Linked DNA regions of Homo sapiens: region 1 is linked to region 2. Evidence: chromatin contacts called from ENCODE Hi-C or POLR2A ChIA-PET data. All regions are on one chromosome and are shown on one strand. The core of a region is the stretch at or near the end of the contact, and the rest is flanking DNA. Distances in the headings are between cores, read along the strand shown. Region 1 holds the start of VPS26C (VPS26 endosomal protein sorting factor C). Region 2 holds the start of CHAF1B (chromatin assembly factor 1 subunit B).

The links. Hi-C counts contacts between places; a loop is a spot of excess contacts on that map. ChIA-PET counts read pairs that join two places held with the same protein, here RNA polymerase II (POLR2A). Pooled maps may share reads with other maps.
Region 1: a loop to region 2 is called in a pooled map, with 11 times the contacts of the local background. The contact joins the promoter of VPS26C here to the promoter of CHAF1B in region 2. A Hi-C loop is called at or near these places in 8 of 50 pooled maps. POLR2A ChIA-PET finds 5 or more read pairs at or near these places in 2 of 52 experiments (SK-N-SH and activated CD4-positive, alpha-beta T cell).

The regions. Positions count from the first base shown.
Region 1 is chr21:37,264,970-37,268,755 of GRCh38, forward strand. It overlaps VPS26C (VPS26 endosomal protein sorting factor C), which reads right to left and starts at 2,365. Exons shown (of 8, transcript NM_006052.2): 1 at 2,269-2,365. The coding sequence starts at 2,325. RefSeq lists silencers at 1,961-2,270, 3,011-3,170 and an enhancer at 2,411-2,470.
Region 2 is chr21:36,383,476-36,387,094 of GRCh38, forward strand. CHAF1B (chromatin assembly factor 1 subunit B) reads left to right here and starts at 1,917. Exons shown (of 14, transcript NM_005441.3): 1 at 1,917-1,976; 2 at 2,585-2,787. The coding sequence starts at 2,662. RefSeq lists silencers at 1,749-2,118, 2,149-2,248 and enhancers at 2,368-2,869, 2,870-3,369.

The DNA.
Region 1 (3,786 bases), core at 1,115-3,614, 880 kb after region 2:
CTGACTCATGCTATGACAAGCATGAACACTGAACATTACTCGAAGTAAAAGAAGCCTGTCAGTCAAAAGGGCCACATAGTGTACGATTCCATTTATATGAAATGTCAAGAATAGGCAACTCCAGAGACAAAGTCAATTTGTGACTGCCAGGGGTCAGGAGGGAGGGGGAATGAGGAGTGACAGCTAATGGGTTCAGGGTTTCTTTTTGGGGTGAAAATGTTCTAGAATTAGATCGTGGTGATGGGTGTGCAACTCTGCAAATACACTAAAAAACTACTGAATTGTATACTTTCAAAGGGTAAATTTCGTATTTTAAATTATCTTTATAAAGCTGTTTTTAAAAAGAATACAAAGTAGACCCATGTAGCTTTTAACTTCATTCAGCAATTGTTAGTATTTTGCCACATTCACTTTCTTTCTCCTATACACATATGTGCATAAACATATGTGCACAGTCTACGGCTTGACACTTTGATCCTAAATACTTCAGCATGTGGAGTATTCTACATAACCAAAATATAAATATTACACTGGAGAAATTCAACACCAATATACAACAATTATAGTCCATAGTCGAATTTATATTTTATCAGAAATTAAGCATTCTATTTGGTTCTCATGTCCCTTTAGTCTTATAGTCTAGAAAAATTATCTCGCCTTTATTTTTTGACACTGATATTTCCGAAGAATCCACGCTACTTGTTTCACAGAATGCCCTTCAATTTGGATATTCCTTATTGTTTCCTTATGAACTGATACGGATTAAACATTTTTGGCAGGAATACTACATAGGTGAGTTGTGGCCTTCTCTGTGCATCATGCCAAGGGGTACCGAATGTCAGTCGTCTCATTAGTTGTGATGGTGAAGTGGTGTTCATTGTTGTGCTTGGCTAGAGGAGTGTGACTACCAGATTTCTCCATTATAAAGGTAGCTTTTTCTCTTTTTTTTTTTTTTTTTTTTTTTTTGAGACGGGGTCTCACTCTGTTGCCCAGGCTGGAGTGCAGTGGCACAATCTCGTCTCACTGCAGCCTCCGCCTCCCGGGTTCCAGCGATTTTTCTGCCTCAGCCTCCCTGGTAGCTTGGATTAGAGGCGTCCGCCACCACGCCCGGTTAATTTTTGTATTTTTAGTAGAGACCAGGTTTCACCATGTTGGCCAGGCTGGTCTCGAACTCCTGACCTCAGGTGATCCGCCCGCCTCGGCCTCCCAAAGTGCTGGTAATACAAGCGTGAGCCACCGCGCGGGCCAGATTTTTCCCTTTGTAATTAACCATCAAGGGGATGACCATTTGAGCTTGTGTAAATAAGAGCAGGCTTCCCTAGTTGTCTTTTGCCCAAAAGTTTTAGCATCCATCCAAGACCTTTGTCTGAAATTCTGTCCCTTTTGAGATTACTTTGCATTAATATGACCAACCACTGCGATCAATTTTATTCCAAAGAGTGTTGGGGCTGTGATTTCAACCCTAGCTGCACATATATCACCGGTATCGCTGGGAGTGGAACCCAAGCAATCATATTTTAAAATTCTCCAGGATGACTGATTCTGATGTAGAGTAAGGGTTGAGATTCCCCGAGTTAGAGGAACCTTACAACACCCTCATTTGCAAATAAGGACACTGAGGCCCAAGGAGGTTAAATGACTGGCCAATGTCACAAAACCTGTTAATGGCATAGTCAAGATTTTACTTTTTTATACTTGCATTTTAATAGCCATTCCTTTGTGTCAGTCGAAGAATAAAACCAGAAAAAGCAGTAACTTTCGTAGTATGTTAGTATGTTGTTAAAAGTGACTACCATCTAATATATGCTGCCGCCAGACATACCCATTTCTGCTTCCAAGGTTTGTTTTAGCTTTCGTTCATTAGACCTTTGCGGTCACCTTAGGAGAGAGGGAAAGGGGAGTTTGGTCGTCAACTCCTCCGCCCTCAGCGCTCACTGAGGGAGCTCAAGCCTGAGAACCCAACACCGCCGGGTGTTCAAGGGGCCAGATGGGAAGAGCGCAGCCCCGGAGCTGGGCGCCTGCCCTGCACGTCCCGCAGATGCGGCGGCGGCGCCTGCCCTGGGGCCTCCTCGCAGGGCAGCCAGCCTCGCGCGGGAAGCACCTGGCGGGGACGCACCTGGCGGGAACGCACCCACCTTGGCGGAGACGCACCTGGCGGGACAGCCCTGCCCCGCCTAGGGACGCGGGACGTGCGCAGAGCGATGGAGACAGCGGAACCTGCAGACCCGCCCAACCCCACCTCCATCCCCACCCCCAGCCCCCACTTACCCCGGCGTGATAAACTTTATTCGCTCTTTTAATCTTGATGTCCAGGGCGGTCCCCATCTCCAATTCTCCGCAGCAGCCGCCACTTCCGGCTGCGCGTGACCCCAGGGAAACAAGGGGCGCCTCCCCGCTTCGTTCTGGGCCCCGCCCCTTTCCCTCTCTGCCGGCAGTGGCTCACGTGACCTCGCAGCGGCGTCGCACACACTCCCTAGCTCCGAGGGGCGAATGCCCACGCCTTCCTCCTTCCGGCACAAGAGCCGGCCTTAGTGCGGGCCGAAGCGCTGTCACGGTTCACCCCGCCCCCTCTGGGCGTGAAAGACGGGGCCAAGCTAGCCCCACCCCTTCCGTAGGGACAGTCTTACGCCGGAAATGCTCCTTTGCTGTCCGGGTTAGCGGAGGGAGGGAGGAACGGCTCTCCCCGCGTGCCCCGCGGCTGGAGGCGGAGCCGAGCCTGTCTGTCGGTTGCAGCCTGCGCAGGAAGGATGACGCTCCCGTCAGGCTGTGCGGCGCAGACGGTCGCCCAATGGAGTTGTCTTTCAGGAGGTTTTAACTTGGTAATGCCTGCCCTCCTCAAATGTCCTTAGTCTCCTCAACTCTAGCCCTCCACCGCTTTCTCCCTGGGGTTCTGAAGAGCCGGCGCCCCCTTGTCTGTCTGCGGCCAGGCGCCGCACCCTGCCCTTCCCGCGGGAGCGGTTCCGGTCACCCTCAGGGGTGCGGCCCCTGCGTGCTAGTCCTGCAAAGCGCTGATTGGCCGGCGGCTCGGTTGCCTCGCGTCCCAGCGCCAGCTGGGCCTAGGGCCAAGGTCTCGGGAAGCGCCGGGTGACCTCGCTCCTCTCGGAGCCGCGGGCGCTGGGTCACCCGCCAGCCGGGCTCCGCGGGCCGCGAGGGATTGTGGGTGTTCCCCAGGCGCGTGTCCTGGAACCGGGTGTTAAATATTCAGATCCGTGCGCCCCGCGTGAAGGGTGGAAAGGCACGGCCCCCAGGCTCTGGGGCTTGGAGATTGGTTGCAAATGAAAGACTGAAAGCTGGAGTGAATCTGCCTATTATTTTTATTCCCAGCAACAGCTGACCCCAGATACAGTTTGTGGGGGTGGGGGGCGTTACTGCAGGGCAGGGCAGTGCACTGTTAACGTACTTCGTTTATTGAGTTAAAATCTCTTGTAAATGTTATAAATGAGGATTTTGCCAATAAGCAGAAGGTCAAATTTCATTTTGACAAATGATTTAATTAAATAATGCGGTGAAAAGTGCTTTTTGTTTAAATTCTTTGCTTTTTGTTTAAATTCTTTGATTCTGATCATTATTTTTTAAAGTGCATTGCTTTTGGGATAACATCAGAAACTATCTGTAAAAAGAATTAGTATCACGAATGCCTCCCTCTTAAGAATATAAAATGTTTTACAGGCCAGCAGTGATGGTGCTGCAGCTACAATTGCATTTGAAGGTTAATAAATGGTATTTTCAAATATTCAGGTCTTGGTTTGCAGCTCCTCTCTGCCCTCAGGGCTTTGGTCTCTGTCT
Region 2 (3,619 bases), core at 667-3,166:
GAGTTAGTCCCTTTATATCAATTTTCATTATTAAAAAGTTCTCAGGAACCAAATAACATTGGTCCCCTTAAATTGAGGCAGTTCTGCTCAAAATGGATGCTTGGGGCCCAAGCTGAACAACAGTGGTTGTTGAGGAATCTAGTTAGAATTGCGTTATAGGAATTCCCTTTTTTTTTTTTTTTTTTTTTTTTGAGACAGAGTCTCGCTCTCTCGCCCAGGCTGGAGTGCAGTGGCACGATCTCGGCTCACTGCAAGCCCCGCTTCCCGGGTTCACGCCATTGTCTTGCCTCAGCCTCCCGAGTAGCTGGGACTACAGGCGCCCGCCGCCACGCCCGACTAATTTTTTGTAATTTTTGTAGAGATGGGGTTTCACCATGTTAGCCAGGATGGCCTCGATCTCCTGACCTCATGATCCGCCCACCTCGGCCTCCTAAAGTGCTGGGATTACAGGCGTGAGCTACCGCGACCGGCAGGAATTCTTTAGTCCAACATTTGTGGTGCAAACTTTGAGGTTTTGAACAAATACTTTTTTTTTTTTTTTTGAGAAAATATTTGACAGCCCAGGGCCTCTCTCTAGAGCCGCATCCCCTGCCCGTGTTGGCTCATCAAGTTGGCACTGAAGTCGGATCTCTAAAATGTTCGCCAAGAAAGCCAACTCCTTCATGTACTTTTAATACTTAAAGCATGTGTTTTTATCTTTTAAATCCACAGTTCAGAGTCGTGACACTTCAAGAGGTGGGCAGATTATTCATTTGTGAATGAACAGCATTTATGAGAAATTTGGAGAAATTTTATGTTTGAGAGACACGAAGAATCCAGAGCTTTCCAAAACAGACTGATGATCACACCCACCGGGGAGTTTATGAAAATGCAAGCCCCTGGAGCACGGGCCTCTGCTGGATATTCGGAATCATGGGGCTGAGTAGGGCCAGGAATCTGTACTTTTAGAACAGCCATATTATCTAAAGTATATAGTCATTCCCAGTCCAAGCTCTGTAAATCCTGAAGAGAAAAATCTAAAAACTGCATATCCGGATTATGTTATTCTAGCTTCCTGTAGAAATCAGGCTTCAAGGAGCATACAGCCATTCTCATCAACATGAGACACGGATTTGTAGGCAATTTCTGTACCTTTCATAAAGCTGGCTAAAAGCATCAGCCGGTATTTATATAAGAATCCATGTCTGTTCTTTTTTTCCAAAAATCCTAGAGCAGTTGGCTCCTCAGATAACCCTGTGTGTTTCTTTTATCCAGTAAAAGCAGCGCATCCAGAGGTACTTGTTTCCTGGCCTTCTGCGAAGCCCACAGATAAATTAGGTCTCATTTGGAAACGTCCCATTTCGAAAAGCCTGAGGTATCTATCTCTGCCTACCGACTGATTTACAGCCTCACTTTAAAATGTTAGTCTGTTCTTAAAAAGGGTTTATAACTGCATCTACTATAATAATAAAATGTAAGCAACCTTGCGCTAGGTACTGAACAATTTCATAGCTTTGAACTCTCCAAAATGTTCTAGAAGCCAATACAGAAAACCCAAAAATCTCAGTTTTTGTTTGCAGAAGGGGCAAGAGAACCGGTTGTGTTAGCCCTCCAAGTGCCCAGCGCCAGCATAGGGTCTGTCTAACACACAGCCCAGGCTCTGTAAACCTTTGCTAAAAGAGCGAATCAACAAGGAATAAGTAATGGATAATAATAATAAATAATAATGAATCCATTCTTCCTTCGGTCGTGGGTCTGGCAGGCATAAATTCCGGCCGGGATTCCGACCCCAGGGCCAGAGCAGGACTCGCCTTGGCGTCTATGAGTGGGCGGGGCTTCCCTGGGGTACCGCCCACGTCGGGCGGGACCTGAGGGCCGCTGGAGGGGCGGGGCGTCTATGAGGTCCCGCCCATGCGGGGGCGGGGCCTGCGGCGCGCGGGAAGCGGCGCGCGCTGCGCGGGAGGTGACGGTGCCTCTGACTGTCCGGGTCCCTCCAGGTACGGCTTCCCTGGCCCGGGCAGCTCCGCGGCTCTTTTGGTCGCGTCGGTCCGGGCCAGAGGCCCTCGCCGAGGGCGGGCCCCTGGGCCCCGGGATAGCTCCGGAGCGGCGCGCGTTGGGGCGGCGGGGCCCCGTCCACCCCCGGCCCCGCGCGGCCTCCTCCCGGCGGCCTCAGTCCCAGCTTCCCGGGCCCAGCGCCCGGTCCCTGGGAAAGGCGGGGTTCTCCTCTCGCCCCGCCGCCCCGGTCCCCTACCCCGTTTGGCCCCCTCTTCCGGGAGGCTCCTCCCGGGGCGGGCCCCTCCCCGGGCTCTCAGGGCGCGCCCCTAGCCCCTACTAAGCGGGGACAGGCCGTGCAGACGGCCGGGGCCCCTAGGTAGCCTTTACCTGGGTGTTTCGTTTTGCTTTTCTGGATGTAGCGGCGTATCATAAACTTGTGGATGTCAGGACCCAGCGAAGCATTTTAGGTGGAGCTAGCAAGGTGTTATTGTCAGATGGCAACGTTAACATCCTTTCCCAATGCAGTGTGCATTTTAAATGGCTCCTGGCCCCTATTCAGCGCTCAATAACCCTTTGCTGCTGTTAACACTGTTGTTTAATCCATCACCAGCATTTTGCAGCTTTCTCCTGTCTTGAAGAAGTAGAACGGTGCCCGAGAAACGTTTTTCCCCTTCGAGACTCAGGAGGATGAAAGTCATCACTTGTGAAATAGCCTGGCACAACAAGGAGCCCGTGTACAGCCTGGACTTCCAGCATGGGACGGCTGGGAGGATCCACAGACTGGCGTCTGCCGGCGTGGACACCAATGTCAGGGTAAACTGGGGCAGAGATAGACATCCGGGAACACTGCTTGAAGCAATAGTTTTCATTCTTTTACTTAAAACCAGTGTCGGCTGGGCGCGGTGGCTTACGCCTGTAATCCCAGTGCTTTGGGAGGCTGAGGTGAGAGGATCGCTTGAGTCCAGGAGTTCGACACCAGCCTGGGCAACAGCCAGACATGAAAAAGTAGCGGGACGTGGCAGTGTGCAGCTGTAGGCCCAGCTACTTGGGAAGTTGAAGTGAGAGGATCGCTTGAGCCTAGGAGTTTGAAGCAAGCAACGATCACTCCACTGCACTCCAGCCTGGGTGACAGAGCCAGACCCTTCTCTTAAGTAAATGAATGAATGAATTAACGTATGTCAACAAACTAAACTACTTTGTCATCTAGCCCAGAATGCTAAATTTCCAGGGCCTGCGGTGAACAATGAAAGCAAAAGAGAGCTGCTTTCTTTTTTTTTTTTTTGAGACGGAGTCTTGCTCTGTTGCCCAGGTGGGAGTGCAGTGGTGCAATCTCGACTTACTGCAACCTCTGTCTCCCAGGTTCAAGCTATTCTCCTGCCTCAGCCTCCCAAATAACTGGGACTACAGCCGCTCATCACCACACCTGGCTAATTTTTGTATTTTTAGTAGAGATGGGGTTTTACCATGTTGGCCAGGCTGGTCTCAAACTCCTGACCTCAGGTGATCCACCCACCTTGGCCTCCCAAAGTGCTGGGATTACAGGCCTGAGCCACCATGCCCGGCTCTGCTTTCTTATTTGATTCATTTTCCCTAGATTATTGTAACTGGACGTTCATTGTTTTGGGATCCTGATCCTGGTTCCTAC